2 separate regions of the Homo sapiens genome follow, and region 2 is linked to region 1. A link is a loop called in an ENCODE intact Hi-C map of the cell type or tissue named here. Cell type or tissue: OCI-LY7. All regions are shown on one strand.

Region 1 (8,000 bases):
AATGCCCACATGAATGGCCTTCGTATCAAGTGATAATATTTGAAACTTCAATAAGCAAGACTTTTTTTCCCAGTTAGCATTTTATAACATTATCATCTACACAGCTATACCTAGGTGTAAGATGGGAATAATGCCTCATAGAATTGGGATGAAAAAAATGAAAACATATGTGAAGTATACGCACTGTAAAAAAGGGGACTCAAATCTTTTTCTAACCTTTACCTTTGGAAATTGCAGCATGCCACTAACGAGAAAATAAAACTTCTTTTTTTGAGTCTTAGGTTGTTTCTTGAGGAGCTCGTTAAATGTGAATAGATACAGATTTTTCTTTCTTGTACCTATTTTATCTAAAAACTTAATTTTGTTTCCTCATTTTATTTTCCATTTTGCCTTATTTGGAATTATCACTTCCAGGAATTTTATGTACAATTAGATATACAACTAGGACCACTTCCGTAGGATTTTTCTGTTTCACAAATTACTACAGGTGGCCAACCTGTACAGGCAACATATTAATGAAATTTTAAGTCTATTTTCTTTTTGACTATCAGAAGATATTTTTCAAAGGGAAGATTTTAAAAAGCCATTATGGTACTAGGAAATGACCAACTAGTAACGGTAACCTTTAATTGGCTTTGACTGTGTTTATACACATATGGCCCTAAAGCTATACATTTCTTACTTGGCAAACAGATTCGGGGATTTTCTGAAGTCACAAATATATTCAGGGACTCCTAAAGTCACAAATCTTGCCTCTCTAAGCAATACTGTATTACAGCATAAAAAATAACCAGTTATTCTACCTTAAAAACTTTGCCTTATCTTAAGGACAATCTACAGTTCAGATGCGAAGCTATTTTCAGTCTACTGGAACCTGAATAAGACTGTTTTTTCCTCTTGATATCTGAGGTTGTTAGTGTTGGAAAGGATCCTAGAGATGATTTTATAGTTGCAGCAATGGATATGCAGACAGTTGAAATGATTAGTCCATAACAGAGCCTGAACCAGACACCAGGTCCCCCAATTCCTGGCCTAGTGTTCTTTCCATTTGACAATCATGCCAAACCAAATATTTAAAAAGTGATTATGTCCATCCATTACTTCAACTTCACTAAATTTCAGTCTGGCCACTCGTGATGTCACTTCCTTTTGTGAATGGGTGTATTTTTTTTTCTTGATCTTGCTATCTTCACTTGACTACAATACAACATTTTAGAGCTCACACTATATTTATGCCAATTTTCTCCATGACTGTTTCCGTTCCTAAAGAATACCAATATAATCTCTAGAATGCCTTGACCCTCCTTTTCACAAGATTTCTTATTTCAAGCAATCAACTGCCAACCATACAAAAATAAAAATAAAAAGGATTTCTTCTAAAACACAAAGCACACATGGCAGTGTTGTGTGTCTTCCTCAAAGAGCTTAATAAAAATTGTGAATGCTATGTATTACATGCAGACGCTTTCTAGAAAAAGAGCCCAACGACAACCTTGTTATGTAGGAAGAGAGAGCTATTGTGGACTGTAGCAGGAGGCCAAGAATAAGGTTTGAGATTCTACCTAAAACAAATATGGAGGTGGAAAGGCACAAGAAGCTTGCTGGACCCACCAGTCAGAGGTAGGCTGCAAGCTCTCGGCTATCAGAGGTCGGTTTAAAAGAACGATGGGCACCAGAGAGGCACGTACCCCAGGACAATGATAGGGCAGGCGGGGCACCGGGAATCGCGCTCAGGGAAAACTCAACAAGTCTAGAAGGCAAAGAGATGGATGAATGACTGCCAAGAGGCTCCCGCTGGCCTCTGGATGACCACTACCACTTTCCAGGATTTACTGCCCGCCGGCACTCGCCGGCTCGCGGACAGCCGCTCACCCCGCTGCCGTACCTGCCCCGACGTTCGCCCGGGACCCAGGGTATCCACCAATGACCCTGCCCGGAGCCGAAGCCTCCGTCGCAGGCCCGCTGCCCGGCGGCGTGGCTTCCCGGTCGGCACCGGCTTTCCAGGAGGAAGGCAGCGTCGGGCCTGCGGGGGCCGGACCCGCCTTCGAAAGTGGGCGGAAGGATGGCCGCCCTGGCGGAGTGCGGGCGAGGCCGGGAGCCCTTGCCTCAGCCCCGGCCCGGTCTTCTTCGTGCCGCGCCGCCCTCAGCCCTCACCACAGCCGGCCGCGAGCTGCGGGCTCGGGGCTGAGGCGATGGGGAAAGGGGGCGGGCGCGCCATCATGAAGGGGAAAATGGTGGGCGGGCGGGCCCGCGCGCGGCCGCGGTACTCACCCGGGCCGGCCAGTGCGGGTAGCCCTTCATCTTGGCGAAGACCAGGTCGCCCGCTTTGTACTCGCGGGGCCGCGGACGCGCCATCCCAGCCGCTCCCCTTCCTGGTAGTCCTTGGTCGCCGCGAAGATGCCGGGAGGCCGCCCCCCCGCGGGCCGACGAATTGCGCCGCGCTCCCCGCGGGCCTCAAGCCGGGCGGACGAGCGGCCGCTCCGACGAGGGGAAGCGGCGAGGCGGCGGCTGAGGCAAGGGGTGGGCGGGGGGCGCAGCAGGCCCGGCAAATCACGGCCCGGCAGCGGGGGAGGGGAGCCCCCGGCCGTTCGGCGCTCGCCCGCGTCCGGCCGCGCCAAGGTCCCCGCCGCCGCCGCCGCCGCCGCCGCGCGCGCTGCTCACCAGCGCCGCGTCGCCTGCCTCATGCCGCCGCTGCCGGTCTCCCTCCCGGGCTCCCGGGCGCGGCGCGAGCGCCGGGCCTCGCGTCTGCTCCGAATTCCTTCTCGGGCAGCGACCGCAAACACGATCTTATTATTGTTCTCGCGCGCGCTCAGCATCCCCCCCCCGCCCCGCTTCCCGCTTCCCGCTCCCCTCCCCTTCCCTCCCGCGCGGGCCGGTTAATTCCTAGGTACACGGCCGGCTTTCGCGGAGAAACCGAGCGCGCCAGCCCGGCTTCTCGGCTGGCGGGCGGGCGGTGGGCGCGTCCTCCCCCAGCACCGAAGCCCGCGCCGGGCGGGCGGGAGTGCCTACTCCGGAGGACGCCCGCCGCCTGCTCTCTTTTGTTCTTGGCCCGGAGCTGCCTGCCGCAGCCCAGCCAATCACCACCCGGCCGCCCCCTTCCCCTCCCGTCCGTGCCACTCTGGGGGTTCTCCCCACTCGCGCCCCCCGCTCCCACGCCCACCTCCCGCTGACTCGACCCTCTCCTGGCTACCCCCAGCCAGCCACTTCCGCGGCTGCTCTCTGGTGAGTGGGGGACAAAGGCGCTCCAGGCCTGGGGGACGGCGGCGCGAGGGGACCCTCTGCTGGGCACCAAGCTGCCGGAAAGAGCACCGCTCCGGAGTCAGCGACCTTATTGGATTCTTGCCCCAGGTCTGCCCTTAACAATGCAGTGTGACCCACCTAGGGCGAGCTATTTAATCGGAGTCATGGGAGGTTTTCTCATTTGCTGAGTGGCACAGACGGGATTCGAACCTGTATCCACATGAGTCCAAAGTCCATAAGCGATTATGTTTCTCTCTGTGTGCGTTTTCTAGGCCTGCAGTGTTTGTGAAAAGGACTTGCACTGGCCGGTCACTTGTTTCCAATCCTGGCAACCTTTTGGACAACGTTTTTGAAATTAGCATCCCTTTCTGGAGATGTATGTACATATACAGTTCATTAGCTCTAGAACATGTTCATTTACCACTATTTTACTCTAAATTCCCTAGCTGGCTGCTTTCAAAGACATTTTGAGAGTAGGAATCTTCCTAACACTCTCTTTTGTGAGGAGTAAGTAGAATAATTCAAGGAATCGTTTGGAGTCTGTCCAATGAACGAATGCTGCTTCTTTAATCATGCTGTAACCCACCTCCTTTAAGGGGTCAGCTGGCATAGCTCCTAAATGCTGCTTTCTGTGGCCCTCACCTTGTCACACGGACAGTTCTCATTTGTGTCTGTTCTCTCTCCCTTTTACAGAAGCTACAGTTTTCCCCACCATCCGCCCCCCTCTCTGGCCTTGTAGAATGGTGTGTGTGTGTTTTAACTCCTGCTCTTGTTCTGTGGTGCTGGGCTTCCTATGATGGGGCTTTAAAGTCTCTAGATTTCCTGTGGATTGTTTACTTTGTTAGCAGTGCTTTTACATTACTTTACTAATGCATTTCCTTACTACTTGCATCTCATGATTTTTCTTTTTTTTTTTTTTTTTTGGTATTGACCTGTACTCACCTGTCCTACAGGTTCGTTTTTTTCCTCTTTTCTCACTGTGGAAGATGAGTCTAGGTCCTCTTTGCCTCAGTTGTGATGATCTGCTAACATCTCTCTCTCCTAGAACCTACCGTATGCAGCTGCCATGATGTCACGCATTGCTCATGAAGCTGTAGAATGATTTCTGTATCCTCATATGTCAAACTCACATCCCTCTGACTAGCTGTCAAAGCCCTAGCTGTTGCCTGCTTGCCCCTACAGTCCAGCCTCCCTGTGGGCACGGGGTGGATATAGGGAAGAGGAGAGAAATGAGAGGGGAAAGGTTGTCAGTTGGAAGCCAACCAGGGGAGGGCAGTAAACAATGGAGGGATGCGATCACAGTTCAGGTTTAGACATTACTTTGGTGGCCAGCATGGGACTAGACTTGAGGGTGAGAGGCTTGGGGCAGGACCTGCATTGATATTCTCTCCCCAGGAGAGATAAGACAAGGGCTGAGACAGAGCTTGCCGATTCTTTGGGTGGTAGGTGGGTAGGAAGGAGGAAGAGTAGAAACTGATTCCCTGGTTTCTGGTTGGAGCAACAGGATGATTAGTTTTGACACTCACCAAGGTGCAGAAATCCATGAAGAATGGGCAGGTTTAGAGATGAGATCTTGAGTGGTTTGGGATGTGTTGAGATTTCCATGGGCCATCCAGAGAGCTAGTTAGTGGGCAGCTAAATACACAGCTTAGAGAAAGTGGTCAAGACAGAATGTAGACTTTTGAGTGATATCAGTATATAAGTGGTCACTGAAACCATAACGGAGGATGCCCAGGAAACTGTAGAATGAGAAAAGCAGTGCCCAAGTTTGGAGCCAGGTAACACCAACATCTAAGGGTCAGGTAGAAGAAGAACGTAGTGTCATAGGAGCCAAGGAGTAAAAGATTTTCCAGAAGGAAGGAAATGTCTGGGTAGATGCCACAAGGAGGTCAAGTGAGATATGGAAGGAGATAAGTCTGTTAAACCTGGTGATTGAGAAGTCACTGATGAAACAGTTGGGAACTGTTTCACTGAATGGTATTGGGAAGACACCAGAGTGGTGGATTGAGATGTGAGTAAGAGGTGAAAATGTGGAGGCAGTATAGACAACTCATTGCTCATTGCCAGCAGTGGAGAAGGAGTAGCAAGAAAGGATGAAGGAGCCAGGCATGGTGGAGTGCGCTTGTAGGATTTCTTGAGCCTGGGAGTTCGAAGCTGCTGTGAGCTGTGATCACACCACTGCACTCCAGCCTGGACAACAGAGACCTCATCTCTTAAAAAAACATGAAGGGAGAGTTATTCTGTTGTGATTTCTGGCTGGTTTTTAAAGCTAGGAGAAATTTTAGTTTGTAATGAGGAGAAGTAGCCAGTAGAGTGCATAACTGATGGAGTTTGGTAATTTTGAGAAGGTGGAAATTTCTCCCAATCTAGGCTTTGGTTTCAGGTTTGCTCAGCACACATCATTTGCCTGACTCTCAATCTTTCATCTAACCAAGTCAGACTTAATAATACACCCACATGGGCTCCCTCTGGCTGGTCATCAGGAATCGCCTAATGCTCTTGGCTAAGAGCCCATCTGTCTCTGCAGCCAGGATGGATGCACACCACCTTGTCAACACATTGTGACGGGGGATGAAGCATTGCCCTGTGGCTTTCACTGCAGACAGAGCTTTCAGACTGGTTCTTCCACTTTATGCAAAGGACTAAGCTGTGGCTATTCCAGAACAACGCTCTACTCAAATATTTAACAGATAATATGTAACTTTTTAGAGATATAATTAGGACCATTAAAAGAGTCTGATGTATTTTATTTTAGTCAGTGTGGCCCCAGGAGCTGGTCTATTTGCTATATCAAAATAGCATACATTAATTTTACTTCTGAAACATAGAAGGAAATCCATTCACAAATGGTGATAATACCAACTTTCTTTGATCACTTTTTATTTCAGCATCCTCAAATCCCTGCGGGCTAGTACTTCTCCTTGCCTTTGGCTTCTTGATGTATTTTTGCCATCCTCTTCTCAATCATACACATATATGTATATTGTTGACATGATCCTGTTGTCACTTTCTCCTTTCATATCTTCACTTAGCTTTCTAGTAAAACTCTAACAGTTCCTTCAAATCTTGCCCCCAAATTCACCCATTCCATAATGCTTCAATTGCCTAAAATCTATTCCTTTGTCCAAGTTATATATGAGGTGATACATATAAGATACTTAGAACAGTGCCTGGCACATAGTAAATTCTCATTAAATGTTAGTCGATATTGTTATCTTTGTTGTTTACATGGTGTGGTGAAAAGAACTGTGGAAAGGGATTCAGGAAAATTTGGTGTTACACACACACACACACACTCAGCATGTTAGAAGAGAGCTCCCTGGGCCTTGCATCAGAGTCCATTTCCATTACTTTTGCCACTAGAGGTATCTCTTAAATGTCTTTCACCCCAATCCCAGGGGACTGGTCTCACACTCCTTGAAAGAGAAAGGTCTGTAAGATATTGACACCCTCTTGAGAGTCAAATAAAAGAACTGTAACATACTACTTGTAGTGAGAGAGACAACTCCCATGTTGGTGTGAGCATCAGAGGCAGTTCTAAGTTGGTAAAAGGCACCATAGAGTCAACATGGGCCATGAGGGGAGAGGTCCAGGGTTAAATGTTGGGGTCAACCAGAATTGCCTGAGTAGGGATGGGTAACAGCAGCAACTGCACTTAGGTCACCAAGTAGAGATACAGATAGCACCTCAATCATAACCCCAGAAATGTTAATTGTCTTGGAAGGCACTGCTTGAGCTACCTGGGACCTTATTTGGGGATGGAAATAGGGATTGCTTTAGGTCCTAGGAATTCTCATGAGACTGTGCGCCTAAGGACTATTTCAGTTTAGGTTGTTTTCATTCTTACCCCTTCACTGTTGTGTTGCAGGCTGAGGAGCAAACTGGGTAATTTTACTGAATTACTAGATAATTGGAGAGAGGGGGTTCAAGATGTAGAAGATATTAAAGGCTTGAAGAGTTTTGCAAGTTTTCCTACCATTTATGCTAGTATTGTTTCAATAGTAGTGTATATGCTGCTGAAGGGAGCATTAGATTACAATTATATTATTAGTTAGCATTCATTCATTTATTGAATAAGTATTTGTTGAGTATGGTTATGTATCATCATTGTTCTAGATCTAGGACCCATGGGGAATAATGAAGGAATCAAAACTATGCCAAATGAAGTAGTGTTACAGGAGGCTAGGGTATCTATAGCTAACCGTCTGAAGGGCTACCATGTAGAGTGAACAATGTGGGAGACATGATACTTTGATAGTTTGAGGCTTAGACATGAAGAGGCCTAGGAGCTTTAATTTCACCCTCTTGAAGTGCTGACCTACCGTGTAAAGAATCATAAATACCTTGCTAGTATGGAAGAGGAGTGGGGCACATGGAGAGAGATAGGTCTTGGAGAATGAAAAATGAAAGAGAGGAGAGAGAGGCCCAGCCGGTCCCCAACTCTTCCAGTCTCTCTTGTTGACTGGAAGCCAGACATGTGAGCAAAACCATGTTGGATCCTCCAACCTCAGTTAAGCTATCCTAGCCAACACCATGTGGCAGAGACAAACTATCATCATTGAGCCTCACCCAAATCACAGACCATGAGCAAGTAAATAATGGCAGCTGTTTTAAGCCACAAAATTTGGGGCTGTTTTGTTATGTAGAAACAAATAACAGAAGCAGGGTTTAATAGCAGATTAGATACAGCTGAAGTGAGCTACTGATCTGGAAGATGGATCAAAAGGAAAGATATTCAGACAGAAGCTCAGAGGAAAAAA
Region 2 (8,000 bases), 360 kb before region 1:
GAACAAACAATCCACTTCTGGATATTAGCAAAGACCAGTGGCTGCCTCTTTTGAGTGCCTGTGCTAAGTCACATCACGTCTGCCTTCTTCCCAAAGGTGCACCTGGCCACATGTGAGGTCCCACCATAACGTCCCCAGCGCGTCCTGTGGTTGGCTCTCATCCAAAATTGTCCCTGGTTTCTATAGAGAAGGAGACTTTTCTAAAGAAAAAGAGCCCTGTTAAAATAGGCAGAGCATGATGTTTCTGGGAGGCATATTCACTGTATTACGCTCCACCCTTTACTTGATGTTTTGCATCAAATGTAGTCCACAGCAGGCAGGCGCCTGCCCACCACCATCAAGGCTGTGCTCATGGAGCCTGCAGGCTGGAGACCAACTGCCCTCTGTGCACAGTCTTCCTGGGTGTTGATCAGGTCCCGTTCAAGCTGCTCCCACCACTGAGCAAGGCTGCTCCCTCCCCAGAAAGCCAGAAAGGAGTGCATCTCCAGGAAGGGGCGGGCAGTGGACAGGCCACCCCCAGCCAGAACTCTGTTTCCATTCCTGCGATCTCAGGGCCTCCCACTTGTTTTGAACATACTGCTCTGCCTCCACTAAAGCCATCAATAAAGAACTCAGGGTGTGTTTGTTTTCCATAGAACTGGCCTCACAGGCAGAGACATCATTTTAACCAACTTTCTTGGAAAGATTCCTGCAAAACCAGAATCATTCCAAAGTGGAACTTATCATTTATAACAAACATTCCTAAATGTCATTCGGATTCACATTTTTGTAAACTGTCCTTTGCTGTGGACACATATTGAAATAATATAATTGTAATATGCTCTTATCAGGATATAAGAATTATTTTCTCTTGGCACCCACGGGTCACCAAAGGGACTAGAGTGGCATGTCTCAAAAGATACTGCATCAAGGTCCAGGAGACCTGGATGCAGAGTCCACGCTGCTGGTCACCGCTGGGTGACCCTGGGCGTGTCACTTTCTCTGTCTCTACTTCCCATCTGCAAAATGCAGGTGACAGTCTCTGCCCTGTTCTCTCACCCAATTAAAGTCTAATGTGATGGCAGGCAGGAGAGATGAAACTGAGGGGCCACACAAGTTCGAGGTCTTGTGTGGATACTGGTTCTCTTTCCCTCCAAGGCCTGACCATACTGTCCCAACCTGTTGCTCTGGTGGTTTTACATTCCCCGGGCGGCACTAGGAAGGCTTCCTCGCCACTCCCAACTTTAAAATGCATCCAGCTGGGTCTTGACTGGAATGAAAGGTTATTTTTAAAGGTCCTCTTGGTTAAAGGGTTCCAAGTTTTAGTTGATCTTTTTTAGACACCAGGTTTCATGGAGGCAGAAGGAAAGCTTATCAAGGTATAGCAGCCAGTCTTGGAAACACCAAAATCAGGAGACCTCAATTGCAAACTGAAAATGCAGTCCTGGCCCTGCAGCTTCCAGGCAGCACAAGCGGCTGCGATGCTCACGAGTGAATGGCTTACATTCTGCCTGAGTCTGGCGTAAGGTTATGACAACAGTACTGAGACTGGGCTGGATGTCAGAATAAACGAGGGCACGTCACACCAGCTCAAGGGAACACCGTCCAGGTTGCTCCAGGGCCACTATTTTAAAAGAAAGTAAATGAAAAGACACTGAGATCTTCAGAGAAAAGCAGAAGGAATGGAAAGTTCAGTGCTTTTGTAAAAGCTGTTGTGCTTTCACGGCCAAGCCCAACTTACCTTTCCCTTTAAGGGAGTCCTTACTACTCTTAGCTCCAGGGTTGCAACAGCTGTAGAGCTGGACACACAGCAGGAGGAATCCAAGTTCCTCACCTGCTGCCCACAGGATGCTCACCACACTCTTCAGTGCTTGGTGAACTGGGATCATGGGTCTCAACTGCACAGCAGCCCACTGTGGAAATGGCTCTTCCAACATTTTCTACACCTCCACTTCTGGAGTTTTCTAAAGTCACTGCTATCAGAATGTACAAGTGGCTTCAGTAACTATTCTATGCATGTCACCTGAGCATTCTCTTGTCAGTCAAGCGGGCTCTTTCTAGATTCATAAGTCACCTGATAAAGGCAGAGGTCATCTGAAGACCCCAGCGGAAGGTGTTTGGAACCCAGTGTCCACTGCTCCCAGGCAGCCACACACCCAGCCTGCTGCTGGGCAGACCAGGCTGGCTTGAGAATCCCCTTATCCCGCTGCTGGGCCACGGGGCTGACTCATAGCCAGCTCGGCTCTCTGGTCTCCTGGTGCAGCCAGGAGGGAGCTGCTACCAACTGTCCTGAGAGCCGTCTGGAGCTCTGGGGAAAGGGAAGGGCCAGCAGCAGACTACCCCGAATCACAAAGATGGCTGGCCACGCTTTCCACTTCCTGTCTGCCAAAAGCCCTATGTACTCAACCAAAGCCCCCACTCACCTTGCGGGAGCTCCTCTAAAAGTGCCTTGGTGCTCCAGATGCCCAGCCTTCCCTTCCATCCACATCCCAAACAAGACTCCCCAGCTCAGAGAGGCGTCTCCGTGAGGGGAAGGGAAGGAGAGCAGGAGGACTCGTGTTCACCTTGGGGCCCAGGGCACCTGGGTTCGGACCCCATCTCCCTCCTTCCTCGGGTTGTTTGCTCATTAATCCAAATTCAGCAGGGAGAAAGTCTAACCACGTCCATGGGAGAAGGTTTCTAGAAGGAGTAGTCCTCTTAGGTGGTTCTCAAAGGGGTGAGGGGGCACCAAAGCCTCCCCCCTGCTCAAGGCATTTAGAGATGTGTGGGGCCAGGGATTCAAGCCATTATTGCCACACACGGGCAATCTCCCAGGGCAGGATGCCAACAGCACCCACAGGCCCGCTGGCCCCACTGAGCAGCTCTGTGAGAGAGGAGAGGTTTATGGCTGCAGTCCCTTCCCTAGGAGAAACTGAAAAAGGCAGGACGCAGAGCTGGGTGGAACACCTCTGTCATGAGGGCCAAGGCTTGTCAGCTGAGCTGCTCTCTCCCCCCGAAATGCCTGTGATTTCTTCCCAGCTGTCCAGACCCATAAGACAATCCTACCCTAGGTACCAAGCCCTGGGCAGCCCCTATACCTGGAATCCCTGGGTCACCATTCCTAGGGGAGAAGGTGATTCGAGGGTCTGGAGAGCCCCAGGGGCAGAGCATCACGGATGGGCTCCAGGGGCCTGAGACCAGCTCCTGCTGCTTCCCCTTCTCCCTCCCTGCCCCAGGGCCACCCGAGCCCCAGCTTGGGTTTGACCAGACAGTGGTATTCATGTCTGTTAACTACCCAGCACAGCAAAGATGGTGCATCATTCGACAGGGTCCCAGCTCTGCTGTGGGGTTTGATTAAAACACTAAATTCTGTGTACACATTTAATTGAACAAATATTTATTAAGCACCTACTTTGTGCCAGACATTGTGCTAGGCACCCTCACTGTGTGCTGTTCCCACAGCACAATCATCTGCTCAGAAATTAAAACCAAGAAAAGGAACACTGTTGCAACCGTACAAACTGGGGGGGCGGGGGGCAGGGGGCAGTAGCGTGGATGCAGGCAACTCCGGGCCAGAAAATGCACCCACCAGAAGCTTGTTTTCCATCTCTCAGAAAGTTTCCACTAAACAGTTGTTTTAAAGCCTCTCGATGTTGACAGAGAGGAATGTTGTTCTCTCTGTGCCCCCCGGGGCTGGTGTCTGGTGGACATTCAAATACTCTGAATGCTATTTGATAAAAGGAGCCTGATGGCTTGGTGTAAAGAATATCAATATTTGGATTACAAAATGCGTGTTTTTTCAGTTCATATGGTTGCAACAGCCCTTATGAAAGATATAAACATCCCTGCCCTGACTGCATAAATGTTGAAGGTAGACCTAGTTCTGGATTCCTGAGTCAGAATCTTCCAGTTGTCCACAACCTCACAAGGCCAGAGAAGCGAGAGGAGATTTCTATTCTGAAAAGGAGTGAGTGGACGGCACAACTGGTTTGGAAACACGACAAACTGCGCCTGCATTTACAGAAGCAATGCACACAGAAGAACGTCCTAGAGCTATCTGGTCTCGCACACACGCTTGGGACTCACGGGCGGGGCCTGGGCCTCGGCCAGCCCTAGTTATCGGTGCCCAGCTTGGAGAGCCCTCGGCGGAAGTCATGCAGGTCGTCAATCTTCCCGTCCAGCACCTCCAGGAAGCTCTTCAACTCCACCTTCAGGTGGCGCTGTCGGTATTTGCTCTCCTCAATGTCTGTCTTTAAGGAACGCACTTTGTCTTCCAGGTTTTGATTGTCTCTCTCTGCCGCCTGGCCAAGCAAAAGGGAGAAGGGTCTAGAAAACTGAGTGACGAGAGTCATCCTTCAAAACCTGCTACAGCTGAACCAACCATTCTCCATCCAATCTGAGGGCCTGGGCCAGGGCTTAAGCTGCCTAGAGACATGCTACCCCAGCACACAAGCCTGTGACCAAGACATCAGAAGGGAAGCAGCAGGCACTTCAGTGACCTCCTCCTTTCCTGCCTGCTCTCCCACAGAGGGACCAACACCCAGCCTGAAAACCCAAGACCCAACAAAGCAGGCAGAACGCAGAGTCCTGCCTGAGGGAGACCTCACACAGGGCCCAGCAGGGAAAGTCTGAAATCCCTGTCTGAGTGGCTAGCAGAGACCACATTTCAGTTCCATCCTGAGAGACAGAACAGATGGGAGAGTGGCTCGTTCCCCTGGTCCCACAGAGAGGCGTGGCCTCCTCAGCCCCAGGCCAGCCTCTGGCCCTCAGAGAGGAAGGACTGGCCATGCCAATGACTCAGGGACAGCCAGTCTGTGCACCCTCTGATGCTGTTACCATGGAGATGTTCTGTGGCGCTGGGCCCCACAAGCCTACAGAGGCACATCTAGGTAAATCACAAGCAGGTTCCCAAAGACAGGACAGCTGTGAGTCCTTAAATGAGCCATAAGCCTTTAACTCTTCATATCAAATAAGAGCTTTATGTTGAGGGAATAAACAGAGACCTTTCTGAACATGTGCACAGGAAGCAGTTACCAATTCCAGGGTCATGTAACTACATGAAGCGCCGTGTGCATATCAGAGGACCTGCAGGGAAGAGGCGCTCCGAGGTGGAGGAAGCCCTGAAAATCCTCATTTTAGTGATCAGAAATCTGAGGATAGGGAGGAAGGCCTGCCCAAGGTCAGTGCCCAAGGCCACTGGCAGGGGAGTGGCTGAAGTGGCCCCACACCCTGACCCTGGGCTCTCAGGCCGCCCCCCCGCTCCTCACCCCCACCAGGGATCTGCAAGGAAACAGTCGTCTACACTGTGGTGATGCACAGGGGCCTTCATAGAACTTGCAAAACCAAAAGACAAACGTTGCTGAGTCTGCCCCGGGGGCAGGGGTGGATGCGGTGCCATCTGGCGTGCAGTCACTGCCAGCTTTTTGTGAATAGAAAATCTCTCCTTCAGCATTCTCAGTGTGAAAGTGATAGGAAGCAGGAAAATGAGTACCATGACATTTGTGCCTTCTTGTCTGAGCCAGGATGGCTGTGCCCCCAACCCACGTACCTCTAGCTTCTCAGAGACATATTCGCACTCTGACATGAGCTGAGGTATGATTTCACTTTGTTTTCGGAGATCTTTCAGCTCCTACATGAAAAAAATTTGAGATAGAACATGAAAGCAAGTCAGATAAAATATATTCTTGAAAATCACCAATGTGTGCACGCTCGTGGAAGCAGCTTTGGGACCCTGTCCTGTTTGCATAGACAGTGATAGTGACCATGCGAATACTTCATCTCAGGGAATTTCAAGGGTGAAGTGTGTCACACGCCTTGTCACGTGAAGTCTGTACACACCACCACAAGGCAGATGTTTTTCCGATTTCTGTTTTATAAGTGGAGAAAGTGAGGCCTAGGGAGTTTGGTAACATGAGCACGGCCTCCAACATGTGTGCACTTAACTGTCTGCCCCCTAGAAAATAAATGACTGTAGGCCAGGCATGGTGGCAGTGAGTGCAGGTGGCTGGCGCCGGGAGCTGGGCTGCGGTGTGGTGGGCACGTGTGTGTGGTGCTCTCATGGCGTGTGTCTATAGTCCCAGCTACACAGGAGGCTGAGGTGGGCGGAATGCTTCAGCCCAGTTCAAGACCAGCCTGGGCAACATAATGAGACTCCATCTTAAATAAAATAAATACATTTTAAATTTTTTTAAAAAAGAAAATAAGTGGTTACATCATGGGTCTCTAGCGGCATTAATTTGGCAGCAAAACTCAACTTCTGAGGACAGATGACAAACGCATCTGAGTGTCTTGTGAAATGTTCAGCTCCCTTGTGGATCTGCACGACCAGCTATAGAACAGGGGTAACAGGGAGGCGGCAGAGGTCATGGGGAGGCCTTTGCTCCAGCCTGTCTGCACCTTGCTGTGGCTCCCAGCTCTCTCTCCGTGCTGCTATCCAGGCAGCTGCCAGGGCCAGTCATAGGCCCCAAGACACCTGCTGTGTGCCACCCCGCAAGGCCAAGAGGACGCCAAGGGGCCCTGCTCGGAGCACCATTACTCACTGTCTCCTTTTCTCGGAGCTCTGCCTCCAGCTCCTCGATCCTCCTCTTCAGCTGCGTGTTCTTCTCCTTCTCTCTGTTGATCTCACTGCATTGTTCTTCCAGCTCATCAATCTTCAATACACACCACACAGGAAAGCAGGGACGCCAGCTTAACATTAGTCATTAAGCAAGAGATCACCACAGCTATGCTTCTCTTTTCTTTTAAAATAAACCCTAAACTAATCCACTTATAAGATTTTCTTTGTGGCTATGAACAAACCCCATGCAGCTCCATCATGGGGCTGCCTGCACCGCTTGCATGGGACCTGCTTTGCACATGATGCCTTACCAGAGGCATCTTACCAGCAGAGCCAAATAAGTAATAAAGCCTGCCTTCAAGATGCTCTGGGCTTCTGGTTTCCTCTCATGGCCGTGAAGAAGTAGATTCAGATTTGCTTTAAGGATCCATCACAAGCAAGGGCCAAGTGTCCCCTGAATTGATCTGCTTTTCTCCAGAATGACTGTTACACCACTGTAATCACGTCCTGCATTATTCTGTTTCATCTCAAGGGTTTAAGCCAGCAGGGTAGAAAAATCAAGCAACCTCATGGTACAGTGGCTGCCGAAAAGGGAAGCAATGACATTTCGAATATTATAAATCAAGGTGACCTTCCCCTGGGAATGCACGTGGAAGGGGCCTGGCCTGTGGGCCTCTTCCCCAAGGCTGAATGGCAAATCCCTACACCGCATCTTTCCCTTTCCAAGGCTGACCCCTCAAAACAGTTACCTGTGTGGAACAGGGGTGCAAGGGCTTGGCACTCTCACACTGCCATTGAATGCTGGGGGCCAAAATGTGTGTGCAGAGTGGACAGCAGGCGTGGACCCCACATGCAACACAAAAGCACTGTAGTGAAGTCCCCCCGAACAGGCAGCAGCAGTCCTTGACATGAAGGGCACCGAGGACACTTCCCAGAGGCAGGCTGCACCAAGCCTTGGGGTCTGAACTCCCAGCCCCTGCTGCTGCTGGAAACCACACCAACTTCCGCCTCCAACCCTGGGAGGCAAGCTTGTGAGATGTCGACTCAGGGAGGTCGACACGCCTCCAAGGGAGCGAGTTGTGCGTGATGCTCTTCCTCCACTCCCCCCGCACTGCTGCTGGCTATCAGACTGAGACCAAAGTGAGAAACTCAGCTCTTTTCTTGAAAATGCAAGAAAGGGCAATCGATCCCTCTGGCAGGCAGATCTGCCAGGCCTCGGGTGGGAACGTGCAAAGTCAGCAATTGGCCTGGTGCCCAACCGTCAGCACCAAGATGAAAAAATGACACGAGACACTTTTATGTGGCATTAGCATGAAAGTAAGACAGTGTGACAGAGGGCTGGGATGCAGGGGCCCTCCAGGTCGGGCAGGGCAGGGGAGAAAAGGGGGTCAAGGGGGAGTGAACACCAATCTAAATGGGACCTGTCCCCCTAAAACCCTGCACTGACGGAGCATACTCCAAAGCCTATGTGTTTCTAGTGGGAGGA

Evidence for each region. Hi-C counts contacts between places; a loop is a spot of excess contacts. Peaks named below come from ENCODE experiments on the same cell type or tissue, not always from the same donor. Only the 100,000 strongest peaks of a DNase experiment are listed, where the experiment ranks them.
Region 2: a loop joins it to region 1, with 5 times the contacts of the local background. A loop is called at or near these places in 4 of 110 quality-filtered maps.

The regions. Positions count from the first base shown.
Region 1 is chr15:83,205,060-83,213,059 of GRCh38, forward strand. It overlaps HDGFL3 (HDGF like 3), which reads right to left and starts at 2,764. Exons shown (of 6, transcript NM_016073.4): 1 at 2,272-2,764. The coding sequence starts at 2,355. RefSeq lists silencers at 2,022-2,471, 2,862-3,201 and an enhancer at 3,062-3,675. In OCI-LY7, a CTCF peak has its summit at 3,261 (motif pointing left); DNase peaks (open chromatin) are centred at 2,202, 2,792 and 2,912; H3K4me3 peaks cover 3,720 bases; H3K27ac peaks cover 1,194 bases.
Region 2 is chr15:82,845,645-82,853,644 of GRCh38, forward strand. HOMER2 (homer scaffold protein 2) reads right to left here. Exons shown (of 9, transcript NM_004839.4): 7 at 6,498-6,608; 8 at 5,507-5,587; 9 at 3,339-4,259. The coding sequence ends at 4,071. Among named protein-coding and RNA genes, the nearest start is that of WHAMM, 40 kb to the left of the region's middle. RefSeq lists an enhancer at 4,157-4,932. In OCI-LY7, a CTCF peak has its summit at 4,175 (motif pointing right); a DNase peak (open chromatin) is centred at 4,167; H3K27ac peaks cover 36 bases.